Linked DNA regions of Homo sapiens: region 1 is linked to region 2. A link is a contact called in ENCODE Hi-C or POLR2A ChIA-PET data. All regions are on one chromosome and are shown on one strand. The core of a region is the stretch at or near the end of the contact, and the rest is flanking DNA. Distances in the headings are between cores, read along the strand shown. Region 1 overlaps LINC00689 (long intergenic non-protein coding RNA 689). Region 2 overlaps LOC124901795 (a long non-coding RNA gene).

Region 1 (5,239 bases), core at 2,557-5,056, 36 kb before region 2:
TGTGTATTCTCATCCCGCACAGGAGACCGGACGCCCACTCTGAGGTCTGCAGCGATGGAAGGGAGGGCATGTATTTGCAGGGTGCCAAGCAGGAGGGTGGGGCAGCTCCGCCTAAGTCCTGAACTCCCCACTGGCTGCAGACAAGGGTTCTAAAGGCAGCAGCGAATTTCAGGAAAGCAGAAGCTGCAGGCAAAGTCGTCAATCAGGACGTTGGGCGTACACGTGGGTTTTGACCTAAAAGGGTGGGAGATCTCGAAGTGAGGACTTAGGGGTCATCAGAGGATTCAAGGATTTCCTGATTTGTAGTTGGTTAAGGAAGAGCAGCTTTGTTTAAAAATTGGGGTCGGCAGAGAAATTGTTAACCGACTCAGGGGTGTGGCTCCCTCCAAGCCCCTCAAGAAGAAATTTAGACCCAAAGAACAGTGATCAGAGGTCAGCCTCCCGTTCCCCCCATCTAAGGTCTCTTCGTGGGGGTCCGCAGTGGGGTCTGGGCTTCTGAAAGGCAGCTCGGGGACATGTGTGAAGATGGGATCTTTAGAGTCTACAGAGAAACAAAAATCTCTGGACTCACTCCCCTGGCTGCTGACTTGGGCTGCCCGTAACCTTCTTGCTTATCAGGTTGTTCATTTACAGGCGAGCTGGCTTCCCCTTGAAGGAACTCTTTGCAGGGGGCTGGAGGACTGCAGGCCTCTAACAAGGGAGTCCCTGCTCCCTCTCAAAATGAACCCTTGATCCTTGGAGGGACTGTGAACTTTAACGTCCACACTCCGCAGGCCTTGAGGTGTCTGGGGACAGCCCCCCTTCCCACCGCCCGGGGGCGGCCCCTCCTCCGCACCCTGGGCAGAAAGAACGCGATGCCGTCATCCTCAACACGTGGCTCGGGCAACGGTTGAAATGGAGAGTTTTCAAGAATTATTTTTAATAAAATAAACCCTGAGGTCAGAGACTGGTCATGTCAGGCCCCGGGGCAGAGACTGTTTACAGTCTTTGGTGCCTAAAGAAAGGTCAGAGAAATTCCAGGGCTGCCCTCCCTCCACAGGAGGTCAAGTTTCATCACCAAGGAGGCCCCTTCTGCAGCCTGTGGGCTCTTTAAAGACCACACCCCTGCCTGTGCCTGCGTCAGAGCCCAGGTTCCCCGCTCTGCCCCCACCAGCTACTGCCCTTGGGCCTGGCACTCTCCCCAGGAACGCCTGTGAACAGCACTGTCAGCTCATCTCCCTGGGCTTCTAGTCAGAAAGGCTGGTGTGCAGAGGCTCACAGGCCACCTGTGCTATTTAAACATCGCAGTCAACTCCCCTTTGCCTGTTCCTATAGAAAACAAGGTCTAACAGTCATCTCCTTCCTCTAAAATAAGCAAAGTGACATTGCAGACCGTGTATACTACCTATTCTGTGTATGCGCACGTGAGCATGGCTGGTCACCGAGGCACAAAGCGTTTAAGAAGGCCCTGCTCAGGCCCAGCTCATACTTGGGTCAGAGCTGGGGACCCTTTCATAGCAGCCCCCTGCCAGGAAGTGCCAGCCAACTAGTGGCCAGATTTCTGAGTCTCACAGACATAAAAAGTCTGAAAGGGTTGCCTGTTGTTTCATTTTGGCCAGTAAAGTCTCAAAATAGGAATGGCCAGCTTTTATCAACAATATTTCAAAAGGATTTTTTTTTAAAGGACTCTCTGTTGAAAACATTTCTGTTTAGAGCTGGAGAGTCTCTTGTCTAGAATTATCTCATCCCCTGAGAATAAGAAGCAGCATCTGGCGGAAACCCCAGACCCCGCCAAGAGTCTGCCGTGCCCACCACAGTCGTGGCACAGCGTGTGCACCAAGGGCCTGCCAGGCCCACCGCAGGCATGGCACGGCATGTGCACTTTTTTCCAGGTGCCTGAAGCCCTCTGAGCACACGAGAGGGACAAGGCTGTCAACTCTGGGCCACACTCAATCAGCTCACCCTCCCACAGCCCACGTACAGGGAGCTGGCCCAGTTTGGGTGGCCAGACCTGTCTCATCTCTGGATCCACCCTGGCCCCGGTCAATTATGTTCTAGAGTGTGGGGGCATTCATGGATTTATAGATGTGTAGAAATGATCAGTTCTGACCCCGAGCCTCCGTTCACACAAACCCCCAAGCGCAAAGCTCCCGGCAGAAGTGCGACAGGGGCTCTCCAGGCCCACAGCCGCCTTTGTGTCCACACATGACATCACTTCACTGTGGGTGTCCTGAGGAACACAGCGTCCTTGGAGGGTTCCCTGAGGTTGGCGTGACCACAAAGGACAGCTTACTAGCAAGGAGCTGCCCTCACCCCCAGAAACGGTCACAATAACTCACAAATTATAAACACCTGAAAATCCACCAGATCAGCCGTTCCAGAGCCCAGCATTAGGAGGATTTGGCTGGGAGAAAGCATGGAGGCTGTCATGGCTGGCATGGGAGGGGGCGCCGGGGACACAGGCCAGGGAGAAGTCCCGTCCCCAAGGCTGCCTCCCACACGGGCGAAGCCAGCACCTGCCCATGCCCTCTGGCCTCTACAGCCTTGCAGGGCCACAGAAGGGCCCAGCTGCTCACCTCCACAGCTCCTCCTTCCCAAGATACTTCCCACATATGATGTGACTCTGACCTCGGTCTCCCAAGGAGTCCCATGCATTCATCTGAGCAGGGCATGGGGAGGCAGCTGGCCGTGCTGAGCAGGAGGGTGTGTGGTGCCAGGGCCCAGGACAGGTCCGAGGTCTGCAGTGCCTGGGCAGGGCCTGAACAGAACATCTCCTATGGCCACTGCATGTCCGCCTCCCCCCACACCAGGTTTGCCCACTGAGGCCAGTGCCCTGGACACCAGCCAAGGGCCCTGCCATGCCCATGACTTGTGCAGACCCAAAAGAGGGACAAGGCCGAGATGATTTAATGGCCCAGGGGAGCCTGGAGACCTCATCTCCAGAAATTTTACCATAATGTTGCTTGAAAAATGCCAAAATAATACGTTTTAAGTCATTTCAAATCAGAACATAAAAAGCAAATGCAAAGATACAGAAGTGCACAAGCCCCTTTGACCCCAATGCGACCTCGACCCCAACCCCGACCTTGACCCTGACCCCAACCTTGACCCCCCGACCCAACCTCAACCCTGACCCTGACCCAACCCGACCCAATCCCCATCTTGACCCTGACCCCAACCTTGACCCCCAACCCGACCTCAACCTCAACCCTGACCCCAACCCAACCCAGACCCCATCCCAACCTTGACCCTGACCCCAACCTTGACTCCCAACCCGACCTCAACCTCAACCCTGACCCCAACCTGACCCCAACCCAATCCTGACCTTGACCCTGACCCCAAACTTGACCCCAACCCAACCTCAACCTCAACCCTGACTCCAACCCGACCCGACCCAGACCCAACCCCGACCTGACCTCAACCGTGACCCCAACCCTGACCCCGACCCCGACCTCGACCTCAATCCCAATCTGACCCTGACCCCAGCCCCGACCCTGACCTCGTCCCTGACCCGGGGAAGGGTGAGGCCGTTGCCCTCCTCCCAGCAGAGCCTGGGGCCCCCAACGGCAGCATCCTCCAAATGCTCCTGGGGATTAGGCAGGTCCTGCCATCATGAGGATTTGCTAAAACCCAGCCAGTGCCTTTCAGAAGCAGCCTCACAGAAACTGCAGGAAAGAGCCCATTCCTCGCCTTCTGCCATGAGCCCTCTGTGGTTTTAAGCATGGGAGAATTTGGAGAACAATGGTGAAAGGGAGTTACGTGGGGCTATGTTCTCTAAAGAAGTCCCTGGCTGCTGCCACCTTGCACTTGTGACCGATGCTGGGGCCAACAGGAAATGCCAGTGCCTGGAGCCCCAGCGGGGCCGGGCGCTCATCCAGACGTGCTGCAGATGAACTTGGCCCTTCCTCATTAAACTTCACTGTGTGGAACATAAACCTCGTGAATTTTGATTCTCTACTAATTTGGAAATGGGTACTACATAGACGGGCTTGGCTGAAGTTTGTCTTTGAGTTAAAGAAAAGTTTGTTTAAAAAATAAGCAGCATCAATAAAACTGCAAGAGTAAACCTCTTAACAATATCACTTGTGGAGGATAAGGCTAATATTTACTTTAAGATCTGACCATTTTGCTGAGTAACAGCTGTGTTCCAGGGATAAAATGTGGCCTGTGGTATGGTCTAGTGTGTGTCACTGGTACTGACGGAGTTCTGACAAGACTTGTCAGATGTAACTTATGTGACCTGCTAATCAGAAATCTTTTCGATATCATATTGAGGATATGCCCCAAGAATCACATTAATGGATCAATTTGAATTTCCACATGAGACCGAATGTAATGGAAGCACATTACCTAAGAAACTGTAAACGCAGACTTCCCTTTATTTTGCACTAGACTCCTTTCTAAGTAGTAGCAATGGTGATGTTTTTCATGCAAGCAAACACACCACAGCTTGCTGATAGTAATGAACAATGGGCATAATTTCCAGAGCCAGAGGCGCTCCCAACACATACATATAAATCTTAACTTAATTATGATACTAAAGAAAGTGAATTACAAAAGAGATAGCTAGAGATGTTTTTGAAGATGTTTCTTATTTTAACCAAGCTTGAGTTTCTTGGGGCAGAGAAAGAGATTGACGATGCTCAGAGATCTTGCTCATTGTGACAAATCAGGGACGCTGGACACAGGCAGCGCGTTCTGGCCACTATCCTTTCAAAACAGAGCTTCAAGAACAACCTTCTGCATTACAGATCCTCTGCCTCTTATCTTTGACTGAATACCAGATCTCATAGGGGACACAAGACAATTTTAAAAAGGAGCCATGTTCTAAACCATTTCACAGGCAGCTTCCTCCTTTGAAGACTCTGCATTTGACTTCCTGACACTGCATCTGCCCGGTCTCTAACAGCTTTTGTGTCACTCACATTGTGTTCTCCTCCACTAAGGAGTCTTCTCCTGGCTCAGGAGCTGTGTGGGCAAAGGTGGTGCACTGTGGGTGCTGAGCGCCTCCTCTCCTGCATTGTTCTTGCCCTGGGGGTGGTCGACCACTTTCCTCCCAGGCCATGCAGGGTTAATCCTCATCTCCTTCCCCTGCTCTGTGGTCCTGGCTCTTCCCGCCTCTGTGCCCAGCCAGCAGCACTGACCAGCAGCCTCTGCATCTGCCCTGTTGGGATTGATCGCCCTGACCTGGCTGTGGGCCTCTAAGCACATTCCAAAGGCCTAGGCCGTTCCTTCCTCCTCCTCCTGCAGAGCTGCCAAG
Region 2 (5,881 bases), core at 2,311-4,810:
GAGACCGCCAGGGGGCCCCTAGGAAGCACGTCTTGGACCCTGAGGTGATGTCACAACCTCTGTGGTGCCCCTGCACCCTGGACCATCTTCTCCGCCAGCTCCCATCACCCTTGCTGCGTCTGCCTCTGTCCATCGCTTTCTGTGATTACAAGTCCTTGGTGAGAAGTGCCACTGTGTGTGTGGAGATGTGGGTACAGAAAAATACCAAAACATCTGGGTGGGGTACAAGGAACAGGGTCAGGGGAGAAGCCTCACTCAGAGGTGAGAAGGGTGAGGCCCAGGGTCTCACCATCCCAAAGGGGTCCAGGGTTGGGCTCCAGGGTGCAGCCTGGACACCGCTTACATGTGCAGGTGTTGGCACCTGAGGTTCCACGCAGGAATTCAGGTTTGCCTGGAATAACCCCCGGCTGCCTTGTGGGAAATTAGATTAATTAAGAGAGGCCATGTGACCTGCTGCCAGTCGGCCCAAGGTGAGCTTCCAGGCCGTCTGCAGGTAGCCCTGCTCAGTGCTCCCCACGTGTTGTCCACAGTGCCTGCTGCCGGCAGGTCACCAATATGTCATTGCTGAGTGAGCAATTTGAGCACGGCACTGTCAGGTGCAGTGGGGCCTGCATCTGTCAGATCTGCAGGCTGGGGTGCGGCCAGGGTGGGGAGCTGTGGCCGCCCGCCCCAGCCTGACCTCCGCTCCACACACAGGAGGGTTTGGCCTTCCCTGCAGGCTTCCTCCTGAGCTCTGCTTTTTTTCTGCTTTGGAGTCTTCACGCTCAAGTTCGTGCTTTCCCTTACAACCAGGAGGACTCCGGAGGCCGGGCCGCAGCAAAACTTGCCTGTGGGTTTTATGAGAATTTACATAATCATCCCTGGTGTCACCCCCAGGGCGACTGCACTGATGATACAGGCTGTCTCCCTGGCTTGGCATCTAGCAGCACTTAAAGAGAGCCACGAAGTTTACAGCAGGGACTGAGCAGGCGGAGTTCTGGACTGAATCATCGTTTCCAGTTAGGAAGGGACTCGGGAGGGACCGGTCAGCAAGGCCTCAGCCTTGGCTTCTGTTTTTCTTTTGATGAAAGAAGGCAAGGCCGAGCCTCACAGAGACAGGGTGAACCTTGAACCACTCAGGGTGGCCAAAAAAAGTCTTCATGGAATCCTCCAGTGTATAAATGATCCTTTCAAAGCCTTCCCAAGGCAAGTGAGGCTGGACGGGGTTTTCTGCACCACAGTCCAAGCCTCCTCCTCCCCTGCTGCCTGGCTCTGACGGTGGCTACAAGAAGCTGCAAAGGCACCAATGGTTTGAAAGAGATTTAAAAGTAAAAAATCAGACAAACTGAGTGATTAGTTCCCAGAAGTAAGCACCTGGACGGAGAGAGGGAGCGGGAGGTAAGAGCTCCAGGGAGGCAGGAGGCCGCTGGTGGCAGCGCTCTGGGTCTCTGAGAATCTCAGGGAAACATTGGCGCTGACCCTTGTTGTGCGGAAGGCGAAGCTGCACCCCCAGGTGCATATTCCACTCTTATTCCTAGGAAGGTGGAAACCCCATCTGTGGTGGTTTAGGGCGACCGGTGCCTCGGAGTCTGATTTTCCCTTGGGTTTCAGGGCAGGGCGAGGTTCCCAGCTCCATCTGCAGCTGTAGCTTTCCTAGCCAGCCCGTCCCGAGAGCACGTCCAAGTGTCCATCCCGCCGTGGGTTCTGCCTAATTCTTGAGTAAACGGCTGCCATTTTGATGAACATCATTTGTCCTTATTGCTGTGGGGGTTTCCTGGCTTTTAGCAAATATTTACTCAATTTATCAACTGCACAATACAACATCGCCATTTATGACACTATTATTCTGCTCTCACCAGGGGTCTGGCCTTTGAAATGTAACCTCCGTGTATCCAGGGATTTCTCACTGAGCTTTAACATTTTACCCCCAGATAGTACTTGGCCCTGGAAACACGAAAGGCGGAGATTTGACTGTTATAAGGAGGAAAATAAATCTTTTTTTCAATTTAAAAGATGAATTCAAGTTAACAGACCTAGAAACGTTGGCTGAGCCTCCAAATGGAGACATGTGTACCCGCAGTCCCAGGCCATAAATAATCACGGCATCTGGCTAGCGAGCACCCAGTGCTATAAAGAATTATTGGACCATAAAAATAAGCCTTCAGTAATGTATAAAGAACCCCCACAACTCAACAACAAAAAAACAAACAGCTCGATTCAAAAATGGTCAAAGGACTTGAATAGACAATTTCTTCAGAGAAGACATACAAATGGCCAATAAACCCATGAAAAGATGCTCACTATCACAGGTCATTAGGGAAATTCAAATCAAAACCACAATGAGGTGCCACCTCACAGCCATTAGGGTAACAAGTATCAAAAATAGAAGACAGCAAGTGCTCGGGATGTGGAGAAACTGGAGGATGTGGGGACACCGGGACCCTTTACATTGCTTGAGGGGATGTAAAACAGGGCAGCCGCTGGGGAAGACAGTGTGGCGGCTCCTCAAAACCTTAAAAATAGAACTGCCATATGACCCAGCAATTTCACTTTTGGGTATTTCTCAAAAAGAACTGAGAGCAGGGACTTGGGCAGATGCCTGTGCACCCGTGTTTAGGGCAGCCTTATTCACACCCACTAAACATGGTCCAACCCAAGCGTCCGATAACGGATGAACGCATAAACAAAATGTGGTCTATCCATACGGTAAAGCATTATTCAGCCTTTAAAAAAGGAAGGGGATTCTGGCACCTGCCACAATGCGGATAAACCCTGAGGACATTATGCTCGGTGAAGTAAGCCAGACACAAAAGGCCCACGATGGTATGGCTGTGCTCAGAGACTGACGGTCATCAGATTCACAGAGACAGAAGGTAGAAGGGGGTGGGGGATGGGGAGCACTTGCTTAAAGGGACAGAATTTGTTGGGGAAAATGAAGGGGTTCTAGGGTGGACGATGGTGATGGCCACACATCATAGTGAATGCACTTAATGCCACACAACTGTGTACTTAAAAATAGTTAAAACCACTCATTTCACGTTAAAGAGCCTTCGGTGACAGTCTCAGGTGAGCTGATGTCATGAGCGGGAGACAGTGAGGGTGTGGACGTGTGGTTCATGGTGCAGCAGGGTCAGCCTTGGGGACCCAGAAAGCTGCACCGAATGTCGCCTCGGAAAAACGAAACAAAGTCAGGGCTCGCCCTCCCTTAAGTCTCCTCTTTCTGTTCGGACTTCACCTCCACCCTGCCTGTGTTCCTAACTTTGAAAGCTGTGGTGGGCGTGGGGAGTGGAGGAGCTGGGTGCCCCCCCGACCACCTGCCAGCCCCAGCTGGGAGCAGAGGCCTGAGGACGCGCACTGAGGGGCCAGGCGTGACCTTCTGCCTGTCATTTTTTCCTCTCTTCCTTTTTTTTTTTTTCGCTTTTCTTCAAGATTTTATCTTTTTGGAGCAGCTTTAAGTTCACATCAAATTACAAGAAAGGTACAGAGAGCTCCCACATACCTGACCCCCCAGAGCCTCTGCATTTCCAACAACGCCCAGCAGAGGGCGAATTTGCTACAGTTGATGAACCCACAGTAACGTCATTATCACCCAGAGCCACAGTTTTCATTAGGGCTCCGTCTCAGTGCTGTACGTGACGTTCTCATGGGATCTCTGGGGTGCCGATTTTTCCGGCCGGAAACCTCTGTGGCTGCAGCGCCTTTGCCAGAGCTCTTGTCCTGCGTCTAGGAAGAATGAGGTACGCAGACAAGTGAAGCGTGAAGAAGAAAAGTTGTATTTAGTGTCAGAACAGCTCAGAGGAGTGGGTGGCTCCTCTCGTAGGCAGGTCGTCTCTCGAGTGTTCAGCTTTCAGCAGAGAGGAGGCCCCAGAGAGGGAAGCTGCTCTCTGCAGGCAGGTCATTCAGATGTCTCTGCAGGTCTCTGAAGCTCTCAGCAGAGAGGGTAGCTCCTCTCTGTGGACAGGTTGTCTTGCCTTCTGCTGTTCTCAGTGGAGAGGGTACTCCTCTCTGCAGCTGGTCATCCCATCCGGTCGTCTCTCTGCCCTCTGTCCTCTTCATCCTGTGACCCTTCTCTGCCCTGCTCTGGCTGAGCCCAGAGCTTGTATGGACCTCTGAGGGGAGGAAGTGCATGCCGATTGGTCCATAAGTGGTCATGGGTGGGCCCAGAAGAGGCATCAAGAGTCCCCACTCCTGTCTGCAGCACTGGCAGCCCAGCCCCCAGCCTTCAGGCCCTCGCTGGCCTGAAGGTAGGGCCTTCCTGGGGACCTGCCCCTTCTACCCAGAAATCAATCTGCCTCCCACGGCCCTTCATGGCCCCTGGGCTTGGCCCCAGCCCCAGCTCTGAGATCGGAGCAGGCGCTAGGAGTGGAGAGAGGCCAGGCAGCAGAAGACACCCCCGAGCCTGCAGGGATGTGGTAGGGGGGGTCCTTCCTGGGGCCCCTGAGGGTGTAGGCTGCAGAAACACCCAGGTCCTGTACCCGGGAGGGCGGCCACAGCTGCACCTGGGAGCTCCCACCAACTCGGAAGGGGCAGGGCTCCTACTTGTCCCTAGCTCCTGCCCGCTTTTTGGAATAGGAGGCCCAGGTTTGCAGCCGTGGGTGCCGCAGCTGCAGCTGTACCCGGGAAGGCAGATCTTGCCTGTTCCCAGCTCCCTCAAGTGCACAGGGAGGCTCATATCCACAGCTGCAGTTTGGGCAGCTTCGTAGAGCAGGAGGCCTGGGTCTGCAGCTGTGGTTTGGGCAGGTGCAGCAGCACGGGGAGCACGGACAGCTCCCTTCCGAACTCAGAAGGGGCGGGGCACCCACTGGCTCCATGGAGTGTGAGGCCCCAGCCACGCTTCCCTGCTGCAGGCGGATGATGGCAGCAGCCACTGCTGTCAATGTAGGTTTGGCTACATGTGTAATGACACACATCCTCCATTATAGTATCATAGAGTTGTTCCACCGTCCCAAAAATATCCTGTGCTCCACCCATGCACCTCCCCTCCGTGCTCCACCCACGCACCTCCCCTCCGTGCTCCACCCACGCACCTCCCCTCCGTGCTCCACCCACGCACCTCCCCTCCGTGCTCCACCCACGCACCTCCCCTCCGTGCTCCACCCACGCACCTCCCCTCTTTGCCCCTCCTGTCTTCCTTCCCAGCTATGTAAACCCCTGACTTTAGCCGGGAAGGCGGGACGGATTTGAGTTTTGACTCCTGTCTCTCCAGCTGACACCGCCTGTAATAGAATAAAGCCTTCTTCCCCGGCAACTCTCTTTGTCTCAGAGACTGGGGGCTTTTTGTGCAGTGGGCAGCATGACCTGGACAGAACCCCTGGTGTTCGGGAACAACTTGTTGGAATTGTTGTTGGTATTGCATTAAATCTATGGATGAATTTGTGAGAAATTGACCTCTGATGATAGTGAGTCTTCCTGACCATGAATATGGAATATCTCTCCTTTCATTTAGTCCTTCTTTGACTTATTTCATCAGAGTTTTGTAGTTTTCCTCATATAGCTCTTGTACATACTTTGTTAGATTTATACCTCAGTATTTCATTTTCAGTAAATGGTATTATGTTTTTATTTTCAAATTCCACTCGCTCATTTGTAGTACATAGGAAAGCGACTGACTTTTACATATTAGCCTTGTTTCCTGCGACCTTGCTATAATTGCTTATTAGTTCCAGATCTGCCTTTCTTTCAGAGTCTATGTCTATCATGGCTCTGGGGTGTATTCTTAGCCCAACTTTACAACAAGCATCCTCAGTTTCTGCCTTGGTTCTTCTGACTATGGATGAGTATCATAAGAAATGAGATATTCACAGCTGGGCAGCCTCTTCTGTTTTAAAAATGTCCAACAGAGCTAAGAAGTCTACTAAGTTAACATGATTCCAAACAAAAGGCCAAAGAGGTCCTCATCCCA

The links. Hi-C counts contacts between places; a loop is a spot of excess contacts on that map. ChIA-PET counts read pairs that join two places held with the same protein, here RNA polymerase II (POLR2A). Pooled maps may share reads with other maps.
Region 1: a loop to region 2 is called in a pooled map, with 2.4 times the contacts of the local background. The contact joins two enhancer-like sites. A Hi-C loop is called at or near these places in 2 of 168 maps with a recorded cell type or tissue (endothelial cell of hepatic sinusoid and sigmoid colon) and 5 of 50 pooled maps. POLR2A ChIA-PET finds 5 or more read pairs at or near these places in 2 of 52 experiments (PC-3 and activated naive CD4-positive, alpha-beta T cell).

Annotation. Positions count from the first base shown.
Region 1 is chr7:159,011,453-159,016,691 of GRCh38, reverse strand. LINC00689 (long intergenic non-protein coding RNA 689) reads right to left here. Exons shown (of 5, transcript NR_024394.1): 2 at 1-234. Among named protein-coding and RNA genes, the nearest start is that of LINC00689, 5.7 kb to the right of the region's middle. RefSeq lists enhancers at 464-1,092, 853-1,382, 2,351-2,980. Within about 2 kb of position 3,806, at least 18 of the 41 ENCODE cell types and tissues checked have a DNase peak (open chromatin) inside an H3K27ac peak, as active enhancers do.
Region 2 is chr7:158,974,875-158,980,755 of GRCh38, reverse strand. It overlaps LOC124901795 (a long non-coding RNA gene), which reads right to left. Exons shown (of 2, transcript XR_007060626.1): 2 at 1-4,088. Among named protein-coding and RNA genes, the nearest start is that of LINC00689, 31 kb to the left of the region's middle. RefSeq lists enhancers at 3,933-3,982, 3,993-4,112, 4,054-4,794. Within about 2 kb of position 3,560, at least 9 of the 41 ENCODE cell types and tissues checked have a DNase peak (open chromatin) inside an H3K27ac peak, as active enhancers do.